Regions from separate parts of the Mus musculus genome. Here region 2 is linked to region 1. Evidence: chromatin loops called from intact Hi-C (ENCODE). Cell type or tissue: gastrocnemius. All regions are shown on one strand.

Region 1 (8,000 bases):
TGGGAGGTAGGTAGGAAACTGACTTTGAAAAGACAGCCTGGTACCCGAACCCTCCCCTTTGTGTTGTGGGTAGGGAGGAAGAGTCAGGACCAGTGATGCTCACAGGAGGCGGGGATATTTTTTAGAGGCATTGGTTAATTCATCGCCTGTGGACTGGAACCTCTCAGAGTAAAAACGTTGTGGGTTTCTTTTCTCTGCTGGAGGGGTGATTCTGATAAGGAATATTGTAAAAACTGGAGTAAACCAGATGCATGATGCACGAGACAAAGCAGATGGCATGCAGTTGTCTCTGTTCAGCGTTGATCGGCACCCAGCACTGGAAGCAGAGTGTGTTGCCAGTTAGACACATCCAGAAGCAGTAGAGTAGCTTTGCCAAGCCCATTCATTTCACACGAACAGAGATCTCTTCTGTCTGTGTATATTAAAACTTTGGAGTAAATCTGAACAATAGTTTTAATTAAACTATTATTTTCAAAGCATTATTTAAAGAGAAGTCAATTTCAAGTTATCTAGAAGGCTGGACTGTTTTTATTTACTTCCTCCTCCTCCTCTTCCTCCTCTTCCTCCTCCTCATCTTTTCCTCTTCTTGGTCTCCTTTGCATCCAGAGGCCTGAATTAAATCCCTGGAGTCCACATTTCCCCCATTACCTTCTCTCTGTCCCTGTTGGCCATCACTCTGTCATAGCCACCACCTTGCACACATCTACCTTTTGTGAACTTTGTAGACATGTTCCTCCCTAGCTGTGTTAGCATCTGGGCTGTTTTGTTTTGCTTCATTTAAGAGGCAGGCGGGAGAGGGCACCTATTGTACGATTTAGTTCTCTTCAACAGTCTCTGTTTCAAGTCTATTGTAATGCCCCCATCTACCATTCCTGTTGCTTGGCGCGCGCGCGCGCGTGTGTGTGTGTGTGTGTGTGTGTGTGTGTGTGTGTGTGTGTGTAGCAATCATAAGTTTAGGCAAATGACCTTCCACTCTTCTGCATGTAGACTACTCCGTGTGTCCACCTGAGCACATGTGCACCATCAGAAACGAAGATTCGGGCATGGATATTGGTCCCCTTGCCCACTAGTTCTTGTGCATCTACTAACTACACCTGTAGTGGTGAGAGGTCTTCTTGGGGCTCAATTTCATGGTGTGTAAAAGGAGGTACCTGTCATGTCTAATGTCCTACATTCCGTAAATCCTCTGACAACTCTTACCCAGGATGCGAGACCAGGGCTTCCCATTCCACCCCATCCTGCCCTTTTAAATCTCTGTATAATTCTCTTTTCTATTTCTGTTTTCTTGTCTGTGAAAATGAAAGTCAGACAATACAATGTCATAAGTGTGTTTAAGGACTGCATGAGTTATGTGTATGAAAAGCATAAAGTAGCTTAGGATATGTACTTAAGCAAGTAGTCAACATATATCAGCTGACTCACTATTACTAATTTGAGAGTCTTAGCCAGCCATGGTGGCGCACGTCTTTAATCCCAGCACTTGGGGGGCAGAGGCAGGAGGATTTCTGAGTTTGAGGCCAGCCTGGTCTACAAAGTGAGTTCCAGGACAGCCAGAGCTATACAGAAACCCTGTCTCAAAAAGAAAAAAACAAACAAACAAGAGTCTTAAAGCACTTAAGATAGTGTCCTTCTCATTAGGTAGATATGCTGCTCTCTCAGAGAAGCATGTGTGGACACACATTCATTCATTCATCCATCCATTCACTGCTCTAGCAAAAAAAAAAAAGTGCCTAGCATCAGCCGGGCACTGTTCTTTTGTAAATGCCAATGATATGATTAGCAAATATATACGTAATTGTAATCCTCTAGGCCAGTGGGAATGCAGTTCCAGTGTTACGCCCGTGGTGTAAGAGGTTATTTAGTACGTTAAGTTACTCAAACTCCTTTTACAGGAGGCCTTCAGTGTACGAGTGTTTTATCCTTATATGTGAATGAAATTTGATTTGTGTCGCTGCTGTCTTACATGGTGAGTACACAGTCCTTTTCTCCTTTGTTCATTTTTTTTTCTGTCCCCTTTCTCCTGTTCCTTGAGCTCCGTGCTGACCTTTCAGCCATTACTGTGACTCTTGTCCTCCACAGTAGCCATTAGCCATGCTCTCTGTAAGCCTCTTGCTTCTCCTGTGCAAACTATTAGGTTACTGTCTTGGATTCTAAATGAAATAGTATGAAATGAAAAGCACTTAGCACAGTTCCTACTATATAATATTTCTCAGTAAATGCTGGCCTTTGGGTTCCTGATAGTATTTGCTACCCACTTGTGGTTTGTGTACAAATGTTCCCCATATGGCTCATAGTGTTGAGTGCTTAGTTGCCAAGGAGGTGTGGCTTTGTTTGAGGATGCCTAGCCCTGGGGGGGTGAAAGTTGAGGTTTCAAATGCTCAAACCAGGCCTGGTCTGCCCCTCTTCCTGCTGCCTGCCTATTCAGATGTAGATCTCTCAGCTCCTTTCCCCCTCCCCACTACTGTCTGCCTCCTTGTGGCCATACCTCCCAGCCTGATGATAAGGGACTAAACCTCTGGACCAGTCAAATGCTTTCCTTTTTAAGAGTAGCTGTGGTCAGTGTGTTTCCTAAAGCAAGAAGCTCCACAAGTTCCTACAGATGCTTTTCAGGCCAGGCAAGCTTTGGCAAACCACCAGGTCATAAGGAATCCACCTCTTGCCATTGAGAAACCAGGTTTGCCTATAGTATTTGCTGTGCTATGGGTGAGATGGAGAACTGTTCTCATTGTCCCCTGGAAAGCCACATTACAATCCCTCCCGTTGCAGCTGTGTGTCCACAGAGGAGGCCTGCAGGCCAAAATGCACTTTGGCAGCTAAGATCTTGCTTGCCTTGGCTCCAGAGGCCCAGGTCTTTGTAGTCTTGTCTCAGAAACTAATCCTTCGCTTCACTTCTTCCTGCTGCTTCCCAGGCCTGCTGCCTATGGATAAGGAATTCCATAGAGTTACTTAAGAAGTAGGGCACTTCTCCAGTTTCCTTACAGTGTTTTACATCTGTGAATGTTCAGAAGTTTAATGAAGTTTCCCTGGAAAACACAGCAAACACCCACACCCATCACGCTGTGAGCATTGATTGATTGGACCTCAGTTGTTCTTGTTCCTGTTGATCTGCCTGGGAAAGGCCAGGTCAGCAGCTAACTCTTCAGTACAGAAGAGTGAGTTCTCATAGCCAGAGAGAACGAGTAAATTCAGCTTGAAAGTAAAAAGAGAATCAAGCATGGTGGCGTATAGCTGTACTTCCAGCACTTAGGAGGAGGTGGGCACAGGACAACCAGGTGTTCAATGCCAGCCTTGGCTACATAGCAAGTTTGATCCCATATCCAAACAAACAAACAAAAAAGAGAGAAATTGTACGTTTTTTTCTTTTTTTCTTTTTGTGTTTGTTCTTTATCCACTGTGCAAGTCTGAATGTTAGGACCCTAAATTCAGCTTGTTCAGTTCGGCATTTTTATTTCCCTTCCCACTGGCCCTTCCTTTCCACGTCATCTTTAGCAAGGAGAGTCATCTTTGGGTCATATATGCTAGAAGTCAATATGAGAAAAGGAAAGTTGTCCCGAGAGAAGCAGACTGTGCATGCTGGCTTGGACAGATGACCAAACCAAACAGAGGGAAGTGAATGTGACCGCTGACTCGCACCTCTGACAGCCAAGGAATGAATTAGCAGCTGGAGTTGTGCAGACAGAGAAGGAGGAATTGTATGCCCCACTTATAAGTCATGTGACATCCATCTGGTGGAAGAGTAACAATTGCTTAATCACATCGTGGCTGATAAGGAGTCACAAAGAAATGTGTCCAGGTGTTCTAGGGATTCGACTGGGTCTACTAAGCTAGTTATCAGAGGGTAGCCTGTTGTTCTTCTCTCTTTGTGAAATATAGCTGTTGATTCAAAGCAATGCTAAGGCACAGAGATCTGCCAGCCTTTGCCTCCGGGGCACCTGTGGCCATTCCTGTTTGTTTACCTGTTGTCCCTGGCTGCTTTCCAGGTGCAACAGTCAAATGGAGCGATTCCAACAGGGAAGCATTAGATAATTATCTGGCCCAACCTGTGTTTAGAAAGTCTGTTCTCCCTCTAAATCCACTGACTAAATATCCACACCTACAGATTAGCCAGGGAGCTTGCCAAAAGGAAGATTAGGAAATAGTAGATCTGGGAGCCGGGCGTGGTGGCACACGCCTTTAATCCCAGCACTTGGGAGGCAGAGGCAGGTGACTTTGTGAGTTCGAGGCCAGCCTGGTCTACAGAGTGAGTTCCACGACAGCCAGGGCTACACAGAGAAACCCTGGCTCAAAAAAAAAAAAAAGATCTGGGGTATAGCCTACTGTTGCTGGTTCTAAGACCATATTTCAGTCTCTCAAGGGTCTAGATTTCAAAAGGACACTTAGCAGATTACTCCATTTAAAAATCAAAGGAAGAAATTGTGACTTGGACATCAGTTCCATTGGTCAAAATTGTACTTTATTGAGTGATTGTGCCCACGGATCAGTGTTCCCTTCAGAATGTAGAGAGGAATGTAATGTAATTTGTCATTACAACGTGGCTATCTGGTTATGCTTTCCTCGTGTGAGGAGGCTACTGGCCCTGTGACTGTACTTGAAGACGGCGATGGGAAAGCTTGCTAATGTGCTTAATTAACTCAACATTGACTAAGTTGCTGGGCACTTCCTCTGTTGGAAGACAGCACTGTCTTGTGGCTTAGTATATTTTTGGAGCAGAGACACTGCCCACCCCCATATTCTTCATGATCTTTGTAAGGCTGCTTAAATAGAATCTTCTCAGGAGAAAAGGCTAGTCTGCCCTGTACCCATTACAACAGAGCCAGGCTCCCTAGGAAAGCAGTATTCTTTCCTGCGCTGAAACCCTCAGCCATCGGCATCGCTCGCTGGACTTGCGGGTGATAACGACCCAAGCACTGTGTCAGCTGCTCTTTCTGCTGAGTGACCAGAGCCTCTGCCTCTAGCCCAGGAGTCTTAGCTCCTAAAGAGTTGTCTTCTTCCTCCCTCTCTCCCTCCTCTGCCCCCTTCCCTTCCTTCTCTGCTCCCTTCCTGGCCATTTCAATCCAGCAGTTTCCTCCTGGGCCTCCTTTAAGCTTCAGCCTGTACTCCGTTTGCATCTTTAACTTCTCTGTAGCAGGAGCCAACCAACGGTGTGCTGAGGACTCAGTCAATTGTGTTCACTGACTGGACGCAACGATCAGGCCCAGATAGCCACCTGTTGCGTCCCCACTGGAGGCCTCACATATTACTCACACTTGTCTTCTCCAAAGAAAATGAGCAGCTACATCTCAATAGGCAGGCAGCAGGAAGGCATTTGAAACCTCAAAGTTCTCCCTCTAAGGCTGTGCTGTGCCCATCTTGGCTGAGTAATTGGCTCTCTGGGCTTCTGTCTGGTCAAGAACCTCCTAGCTCAGAAAACTAAGACATTACCCTTCCTTCTTGTCACTGTCTCCCACACGAAGCTAATTGATCCAGTCATCCATCTTTAAGGACTTCTCCCATCTTCTGTCTCTGTCTCCATCGCTACAATCCCCTCCCCTTAGCTCACAGCAGCTTCTGCCTAGAGTATGGAGGGACCGGCCTCCAGGCTGGGCTCTTCCCTTCCATCTTCTGCTTCCATCTCTTCTCAGCTGTCAGCATACAGATTCCTGTCCCACACTCATGACTGCAGACTCTTTCCGTAATCTCCCATCTCTGATGCAAAGCCCAAACGCCGTGATGGATTGATCAGGAGACCGTTCTGTGTCTTTGGGTTTTTAATTTCATCATCCCTCCCAACTACACTGCCACTGCAGTTTGAATTTCAACAGGTTCTCCCCCCCTCCTCCTCCTCCTCTTCCTCCTCCTCTTCCTCCTCTTCCTCCTTTTCCTCCTCCCTCTCTTGCCTCCTCGACCCTCCCGAGTCGTTTCAGACCTCTCTGAGACTCTGGTTTTGTGTGCACCTCACATAATTACAGATGCTTATCTCTGGTCTCTGAAGACTCAGAAGGTAGGGATACGTTTGTGTCGTTTGCCACTATATACCTCAACATCTAACAGAGCTAGTGCTTCTCTCTCAGGCTGAGTGATAACCATGGTCATTGTTGTTTGATTAGGTGGTTTGTTGATGGGGGGTGGGGGGTAGAGTCTCATTTAGCCCAGGCTGGCCCCAGTATCTGAGTGCTGTGCTTACAGACACACACTTCCACAGAAGGCTATTTTGTCCTTAGAGAGCATCATTGAAATACTTTGTTGTTGATATTTGTGGTGCCATGCCCATCCTTGACTGCATATCCTGCCCATTTCATTTAAATGTAGATATCCTTGGAACTGCCTTTACTACCCTTTTAGCACTTAGTGCTTTGAACTTGTTGGCCAGACCACTAGTTACATACTGGCTTGCTGCAGCCCTGTTCCTGAAGGATGGACTTCCCCAGCCCTTTAACTCATCTTCACCTGTTAGCCACGACGTAAAAGGCAGAGAGCTGGAGAGATCATAACTGCTAACTTTAAAGTTAATTTTTACACAAATATACATTCAAGGCTCTAAGGAAAGGTATTGCAAAAGTTTAATTTTCAAAAAGTTGATAGCACGATTTCCTCACATGTATGGAATAAATAGGCTGGACTTTGGCTCACACAGATAATAAGGCATCACCAGATGGTAAATGGCTTCTGAGGCAATCATGGATATTTATATAGGCCACCAGAAAAACATACTGCATGCATTTCTATTACAGACAGAAATGGTTAGTTTTTATTACAGGTCAATAAAACAATAACCTTTTAGGGCCTTTTTTCTTTATAAGACAAATCATTTATGTACAATACGTGTGTGTCATAGTCAGGCTACCAACTGATATAAACAGGAGTCAAGGAAGCTAAGAGTGTTCAGGTAGCTGAGCCCTAGGGTTGGTCAGTGGGCTCCAGCCTCACACGACAAGGACAGCTGCTCCTTTTCTGTCTTATTCCCAAGGTTCAGGACATTTCTCTTCAGTGGGTCTGACTTTAGCATGTTGGTGAGAATATGTTTAGAAGAAGGCTCCAAACTGGCCCGGAAGGAAGAACTTTGAAACAGGGAGGACTTCGCGACACTAACAACAGCACTGCTTTGAACGCATTGCCAGAGGAAAGAGCTAAGAGGCCAGGATTCTAGTTAGCCACACCGGAGTCAGCTAAAAGGGCCCCCGAGGAAGGAAGGTGCTACAAGGGAAGGCAGACAGCAGTCACAGTGGTCTGAGGTTAGTTTAAGAAAGTGTTTCCCCCCTTACTGGACCTTTAGCCAGGCCCCTGACTGGGGAGAGCAAGTGCTATCTGCGTGGTTCCTTGGCCGAGACATGGCCACTCCGCTCCCGTGGCTTGTGGGGAGCTTGGCAGGTGCGGACTAGATCTACAGGGCCCAGGAGCCTGTGCAGAGCTGTCCTTTTCTGTTGTTATACAGAACTGTGGGGCCTGACCTCAGACACCAGTAACCGAGATCGCTATCGCTGTCATAGCAAAATCTCTTCATAAGTTTTTCTATGAAACATACCATGAGGCATTCAGTTCAGTTTTCTTTGCGTTTGTCTGAATGTCAGCATCAACCCTGACTATCTCTATCCTGCTGTCAGTAGACTGTGTTCACACAGTGACTCACTAAAGCAGCGTAAATGGATTTGGGGGAGTTTTTCAGGAGACAATGAAAGCCATCACGTCATGGCTTGAGTTCTTAGGTATTGCAGGCAGAAGGCTTTACTAGACACACAGGAGCTACAGGAGACTTTGATATGACCCCGACCCTTCAGAAGGGTCAGTGCCTTCTGCTGGAAGTGCTGTGACTTTCCACCGAGAGGAGCTACTTAGGAAAGAGAAAGGGAAAAAAGAGTTAAGACTTTTGTAAACCCTGTATCGATTTGACTTTCTAGCCTTCAGTGCTTATTGCTGGCACTGTTTAAATTTTGAGTACCCCTCCACCTTTAACACTGGTATTTGCAAAACCTGAGCTTTGTAGGGCTGTGAATTCCATCACACAGTGGCTCACCTTACAGTTC
Region 2 (8,000 bases), 160 kb before region 1:
CCTGTATGAATCTTAGCTAGGTCCTCTGCATATACATTATAGTTGTATAGCTTGGTGTTCATGTGAGACTTCTAACAGTGGATGTGGAGGGTGTCTCTGACACTTTTGCCTGCTTTTACTGGGTTACCTCCTCCAGCCTTGATATGAGGGTTTGTGCCTGGCCTCACTATAACTTGTTAGGCCATGTTCAGTTGATATCCCTGGGAGGCCTGCTTTTTTTCTGAAGAGAAATGGAGAAAGAGTTGGGGAGAGGGTTGGTGGTGGGGAGGGACTGGAAGGAATGGAGGGAGGGGAACCTGTTGACTGGATGTAATATATGAGAGAAGAGAAGAAAGAGAGAAAGGATGGGGGAAGGCGGAAGGCGGGGGTGGGGGGGGTCTGATATATTGACAGTAAGTAGATGGTACAAAGAATTCCAGAAATATGCTGCAAGGACACAATAACTAACATTTTATTAATATGCCTCCTAATTACAGAAGAATGATTCTAGCAGAGTGTTGTGGATAGCTCTGGGGCTAATTATATTTGATGTTAATTCCGTTCTCCAGGGTGTGGTTGTGAACAAGGACTGAGTCAGCACTTGGGTGATTTCCGGTAAACCTGCTTCCCACCTTAATTTGTGAAATAAAGGAGAGTTGAAGTTTGGGCAGATAAAAGGGAAGGTGGAGTGGAAGAGAGAGAGGGGGGAAGGAGAAAATGGAAGAGGGAGAGGATGCAGAAGAGGAAGAAGAGGAAGAGGAAGAGCGAAGCAGAAGCACATGGCCTGGAGAAACTGCAAGTTCTAAGGGGTCTCATAGATGGAGAAGATGGTAGTGTAGTGGTAGATCTGCCCAGGCTAGGCACACAGCATATATTCATATTAATTGTGTTGTGTTTTCATTGCCGGGGCATATTTGGGAGGAGATTTGCCGCAACAGTAGAGTTTCTTTTTTCTTTATTTTATTTTATTGAGTGTATGGTGGAAGAGTAAAAATGGGTTAAAAGGGAGGGAGGGAGGGAGGTCTGTCTTTCCCATGCTGGGACGATCCGTGCCTTGGGAAGGAAGGCATCCAAACGGGTTCGTGTGTAGTCAGTGTTGGTGCTTTATCCAAAAGACTTTGGTTCTGGCCTCCCATTTTATTCTCAAAGGGCAGTCTGGGAACCCTCCTCCTCCATGATTGTTCCCCACTGTGGAGTGTGCATGCGTGGGTTATGAAAAACAGAAGGCAGGAGGAACTGGCCGACTTCCTTATCAAGCCATGTAAATACTGTCCAGAAGATTCGGCCTTAGAAATCCTCCTAGAGTAGAGTTTCTTAGTCCAATCTTAAATCTGAAGGTACAAATCAGCTTCATCCAAGTATGTTTACACTGTATTCTGTATCTATGAATAGTTCAAATTGCCTTTACTTTCTCAGTGAACACCTACAGGCTCCTTTTCCAGGTAAGACATTGCTCCGTGTGTAAGGAGCATGCCAGGCTTCCCTGGCAACCTGAGTTTGATCCCTGGAACACACATAAAGGCAGAAGGAGAGAAATGACTCTACAAAGTTATCTTCTGACCACCACGTACTCGATGGTGCATGCACACAAAACAAACAAACACAGACATCATGAGTATGCACTCATTATAATAATAAACTTAAAAATTAAAGACCACTCTAATTTGCTAAACTAAAAGATTGTTTTAGGGCTGGAGAGGTGGCTCAGCGGTTAAGAGCACTGACTGAGTTCCCAAGTTCAAATCCCAGCAACCACATGGTGGCTCACAACCATCTGTAATGAGATCTGATGCCCTCTCTTGGTGTGTCTGAAGACAGCTACAATGTACTTTTACAAAATAAACAAATACATCTTAAAAAAAAAAAAAGATTGGGGCTGGTGAGATGGCTCAGCGGGTGAGAGCACTGACTGCTCTTCCGAAGGTCCTGAGTTCAAATCCTAGCTTACAACCACCCATAATGAGATCTGGTGCCCTCTTCTGGTGTGTTTGAAGACAGCTACAGTGTACTTATGTATAATAATAAATAGATCTTTAAAAAAAAGATTGTTTTATTTATATCTTATCTATATGGGTGATTTTCTTTGGAGTAGAGGAAAGAGAAATTGATGTCCTTTTTGAAGATAAGTATGATGCTTATTTTCCTCCCTCATTATTCAAAAGTTTTAGTTTCATTATCCAGAGTCTTGTGGGGTCAGGAGTCCTCTGGTCAACTAACAGCCAGAAACCTGGTATGTTAAAACCATCAACAAACCCTGACCCAATGATGTCTGGTATGTTTCTATTTTCAGAAATAATTTCTGAGTCTTTCTTCCTCCACATATGCACATATATGATGTGTGGAGGCCAATCACAATGAATCCCACTCTTCGTCTTCCAGTTAACAATCTATCACCAATAATCTCATTTGCACTCAGTGTAAGATGCTAAGGTTGTGGGAGTTGAAAGTAATCAACCTGACATTAGCCAGGGTTAGTAATTCACTTTTTTGAGCACCTTTTAAACAAAACAATCTACTTTTTAGGAATTCATAGCTTGTTTATATAGGATAAGGCTTGTTTCTAAGTAATAGAAAGCCCAAATTAGGCTTGTTTCTGGACACGAACTCACATGGCTATTCAGCTTGTTCCCATCTTGTTGCTTGGCAAGAAGATGGTAGTAAGGACTTGAGCCTTTGTGTCTGCATCCCTGCCTTAGGAAAAAGCATGGAGTAGAGAGGTGGGTGTCACTTAGATTTTCCTGGTTGTATCCATTGCTGGAACCTAGACAAAGGAAATTACCATCTTCTTTAGTAGCCAGATGCCCAGCTGGCCTTAGGCATCCTAGCACTCAAGCACTTGCTGGTGGGCCACTAGCTGTCCTCTCTGCAGCTTGCCCTACTGCAGCAGTTCATGCAGCAGTCACCCCACTCTATTCTTTGAAATGAGCCTTGGAGAGCTTCACTGACCTGGTGCTGTCCTCACAGATGATGCTGTCTCAGAGACACGGGCTGTCTGTCCCATTTAGACCTTTATTTTTTTCTTAGCTTGGACTTACAGCCTTGTTAAGCATCTCAGGGACAATCAGATAGAGTAACTCTGGAGAATTTTTGAGAAGATAAAAATCCTCTGGAGAACTTTAATGTAGTGCCATTTCTTTCAGGAATAGGAAGTGGGCAATTTCTCTGTACATAACTTTGATCTAGCCTATAGCCTATAGTGGTGCAGGCAGCTTGTCTTTACAGTAAAAGCAAATGTTTTGTTTGTTTGTTTGTTTGTTTAAATATACCCTCCTCCCCATCACCACTTCCAACAGTGCTCAACATTTCCTGACCCAGTTTTCTTCTGTTCCTCCTACGTTGACTTTCTCTGGTAATATAAAGTTATCTATTTAAGCAACAAAAGCATGTGGTTCATGCTTTTTCCATGCATATCATGAACTCTTTTCCCTCCATAATGGTGCTAAGTTGAGCCTTCATTTTCAGCTTAGCTAGTTTTCCCAAGTGCCTCTGTGCCACTGCTATGTAGTGTTGGCGTTATTTCTCTCACTCTTTCTAGCCTTCATCATTTATTAATGACACAGATTGTGTGATGAAGAGATGTCAACATTATCATTTTTCTACATTTACAGGTATAATAGCTCTCTATCCAAGTGGATGTCACCTAATAGCCCTAAATGATTCCCCTCTTTTCAGTTACATTTCCCTCCATTATTTACTGCACCTCCCAATAGCTTATCATCCACTACTGTCTACTCTTCTTCCCCCCCTAATTTCCTGAGACAGATTTCCACTTAAGAGGCTGAAAAACTATTAGATGGAGAGCTTCTACAAACCACCAGAGCAGAAAGTCTTCTGCAAGGAGACAGCTTACCCACTGTGGTTTAACCGAATGACAAACCCAGTTACTACCCACATGAAGAGGGAGTAATCACATTTGAATGGAGGGAATCAGCATGCATAACTCTCCCTAACTCGAGTACAATAGAAACTAAGTGACTAAATTCCTGAGCAGAGGGCAGAAGAGTGGTTATATTGCTAGTCTAATATAAAACATGGTTCCCTTTATTTGAGTTGGAATCTTCATAACTGCTTAATATTAGTCTGTGAGTTGCTCCAGAGAGAAGCAATATCAAAGAAGAAAATAGTATTCATCTCTGTAAAGCATTCAGCAATGCAGAGAAGTGGGCAACCTGACATTTATTTTAGAAATTAGAGAGCTCCAGTGTTTTTGGATTAAGCAAGTGTTGCTAGTGTGCTGCTGCAAATGACCACACCACATCACATTACAGCTTCATCTTTGCTCTCTTGCTGATTCGGAAAAAGAGGTCAGCATTTTCTTCACTGTAAAATCTTAGAATTAACAATATCCATTTGCATAAAAAAATTCCCTTATTCAAAAAGTTGTTCTTATATATAGGTTAGCTTGGAGATTATGTATGTCCTTATAAAACTTTTTTGCTAAATTTAAATTATTTCAAATAATTAAAAATAATACAAGCCAGGCGTGGTGGTGCACTCCTTTAATCCCAGCACTTTGGAGGCAGAGGCAGGCGAATTTCTGAGTTCAAGGCCAACCTGGTCTACAAAGTGAGTTCCAGGACAACCAGGACTATAGAGAAACCCTGTCTCGGAAAAATATATATAAAAAGCATAATTTCTCAAAAGAAAAATGTACGCTATTATCATGCTAAACATCTTCACAGATTGTTACCAACTATAAATAGGCTGTATGGGTTACTGAACTGAACACTACCATCTCCATTGCATTTCTATGCATTGCAGGTGGCATTTCTAATTTGTCTAGAGGAGTTTGTCTTTCTAAAGTTCATTGTCCATGTTAATACATTCTAAAACTCTTCTCAGCAGTATCAGGGCTTCAACCCAGAACTTAGTGAAACATCTCCTGTTTAACTTTCTATTTTGATACACATTAGTACCAACTTGTCCCGGCCTGAACTCTCTAGCCTAGGCTGTTCTTGAATTTGTCTTTTTGTTTTGTTTTTGTTTTCTTTTCTTTGTTTGTTTGTTTTCGAGACAGGGTTTCTCTGTGTAGCCCTGGCTGTCCTGGAACTCACTCTGTAGACCAGGCTGGCCTCGAACTCAGAAATCTGCCTGCCTCTGCCTCCCAAGTGCTGGGATTAAAGGCATGCACTACCACGCCCGTGGTTTTTTTTTTTTTTTTTGTTTGTTTGTTTGTTTGTTTTTCTTGAATTTGTGATCCTCCTGCCTGAGTAGATAGTATTACAGGCCTGTTACACCTTAATTCTTGGCTGAGGGTATGGGAGTGCGTTGCTGTAAGAGTGTTGGTAGTCTTGGAAAATAATAAGAGCCCAAGAAGCCAAATTGAGGCCTATGGAAACAACTAGTTGTTAGATTTTGATAAGTTATTTCTCTGCTGGTGAGATGAGCCGATTCGAGCTGGATTAGAGTATACAGAGGCAGATTTATTAGGAAGCTGCTCTTAGGTAGGCAGGTTCACTGGTCCCAAGGGAGGAGGCCAGGGAAGTTGCTATGGAGAGGGAGAGAGAGGGGAGGGGAACAGAAAGAGAGTGGAGAGAGAGAGAGAGAGAGAGAGAGAGAGAGAGAGAGAGAGAGAGAGAGAGAGAGAGAGAGAGAGAGAGAGAATGCCTAGAGGAGAGCAGAGCAGAGAGACCAATATGTCTAGATTATATAGGGAAGCGCTTCTGTGGGAGGAGAAGCCCAGCCTCTGGACTAGGAAGTTCAGGGTAGAGCACAGAGTATGCCAAGCAGGGACTGAGGGATGCTGGGAGAACATGGAGGCCAGATCCACTCTGGTATGTTAAATATGCACCTTGGCTGTTTGTCCCAGGTCTGAATCCCAACAGACTTCACACCTAAAAATTACTGATAACCAAAATTTAAAAATTTAGGTATACACTAGGTTCCGATTTATGTGCCTGCTGTGTCCCTTGGAATTTCAATTCACACGTACTGCTATAGTTTGAATGTTTGTATACCTCCAACTCCTTTATGTTAAAATCAAATCCCAGTTTGGTGGGACTAAGAGGCAGAAGATTGGGGAAATAATGAAAATCATAAAGGAGGTGTGAACTGAAGTTCTCTGGAAGCATGCTCTATCTGTAGTGAAGATCTTGTAGACTAACTTTGGCTGACTAGACTATATGATTTCGAGAGATGGAAGCTGACAAATAAGAAAGTATCTTGAACAATCTTTGGTCCTTCCTAATAGTCATTTGCTATCAACTGTCACACCAGAGTTAAGATGCTCATGGCATTTACATATAATTTTTGAATATATCACTAAATGTGAAGCTTCCAATTTCCACCAGCCTAAGGCTAATAAGAATTTGACAAAGACAACATCTGAGTCCTATAGATTTCTCCACTGAAATGATCTTGGGTTATATCTATCCCTTTAGTAGCCATGTATTATTTACTTTATGTATGTGAGTGCACTGTCACTCTCTTCAGACACACCAGAATAGATGGTTGTGAGCCACTGTATTAGTTAGGGTTTTACTGCTTTAAACAGACATCATGACCAAAGCAAGTCTTATAAAAAACATTTAGGGGCGGGGAAAAAACCACATTTAATTGGGGCTGGCTTACAGGTTCAGAGGTTCAGTCCATTACCATCAAGGTGGAAGCATGGCAGCATCCAGGCAGACATGGTGCAGGAGGAGCTGAGAGTTCTACATCTTCATCCAAAGGCTGCTCGTGGAAGACTGACTTCCAGGCAACTAGGATGAGGGTCTTATGCCCACACTCACAGTGACACACCCACTCCAACCAGGTCACATCTATTCCAACAAGGTCACTCTTCCAAATGGTGCCACTCCCTAGTCCAAGACTATACAAACCATCACAGCCACCATGTGGTTGTAGGGGATTGAACTCAGGACCTCTAGAAGTACAGTCAGTGCTCTTATCCACTGGAACTATCTTTCTTATTTTCTTTTTTCTTTTCTTAAAAAAAGACTTATTTATTATTATATCTAAGTACACTGTAGCTGTCTTCAGATGCACCAGAAGAGGGCGTCAGATCTCATTACAGATGGTTGTGAGCTACCATGTGGTTGCTGGGATTTGAACTCAGGACCTTCGGAAGAGCAGTCGGTGCTCTTACTACTGAGCCATCTCTCCAGCCCTGGAACTATCTTTCTAAGTCCCAACTTTTATCCTTTTTAGCTAGCTGACTCAGCATTCTCATGACTATCAAATGAAACCCTTAGAATACATGCTAAACTCAGGAGACTTCCAGCCTCTATAAACTCTAAAGTTAAAGAGCAGCAACATAACATTTCCTGACTTTGCTGTAGCCAGTGTTCCATCAGTGTGTTGATCAAATGCAAGGAACAAATTATCTTTATTCTGTTATAATATATGTGTATCAATCAGGACTGTTCTTAGAACCTTAGAACTGAAGGGAAGAATAATGCAATAGAACTCAAAAAGTTGAAATCAGAAACAAAACAGAATTCAGTGGGTTAGATTCGGTCTCTTTTCACATCTTCCAAGATAGAGCACATCCTTCAAGGTAATAGAAATCCATATTTCCCAGCCATGGTCACTCATATTTGGCTTAGAATAAACTATATTTCCTCAAAAATAGAAACATATTGACAGCATCCATTATGGGAAACATTTATGTAGTGTCTACAGTGAACCCTAAGGAATATGAGACCTGAAATATATAGTTTAGATGTGTCTACACTAAACATGTAGAATAAATATTGTCAAATAAGCCAATTGAGGAGATGATATGCAACGGAAACTAATTTTTTTTTCTTTTCCTTTTTTCTTCGTTTCTTTGTTTCTTTGTTTCTTTGTTTCTTTCTTTGTTTCTTTGTTTCTTTCTTTCTTTTTTTGTTTTGTTTTGTTGAGACACTATGTAGCTCCGAAGTTCTAGGACTCACTGTGTAGAACAGGCTGACTTTGAACTAACAGAAATACAACTGCCTCTGCCTCCCAGTTGCTGGGATTAAAAGTGTGTCCACCACACATGGCACCCTACTGATCATCTTTAAATATGTAAAATTTCAAGCACTCAGTTCCATCAT

What was found. Hi-C counts contacts between places; a loop is a spot of excess contacts. Peaks named below come from ENCODE experiments on the same cell type or tissue, not always from the same donor. Only the 100,000 strongest peaks of a DNase experiment are listed, where the experiment ranks them.
Region 2: a loop joins it to region 1, with 3 times the contacts of the local background. A loop is called at or near these places in 11 of 42 quality-filtered maps.

What each region holds. Positions count from the first base shown.
Region 1 is chr8:78,653,168-78,661,167 of GRCm38, forward strand. All of the region lies in intron 5 of Slc10a7 (solute carrier family 10 (sodium/bile acid cotransporter family), member 7), which reads left to right. Among named protein-coding and RNA genes, the nearest start is that of Gm39203, 17 kb to the right of the region's middle. In gastrocnemius, no CTCF peak of the experiment used is centred here; a DNase peak (open chromatin) is centred at 3,983.
Region 2 is chr8:78,489,337-78,497,336 of GRCm38, forward strand. No RefSeq gene overlaps it. Among named protein-coding and RNA genes, the nearest start is that of Rbmxl1, 16 kb to the right of the region's middle. In gastrocnemius, no CTCF peak of the experiment used is centred here; no DNase peak of the experiment used is centred here.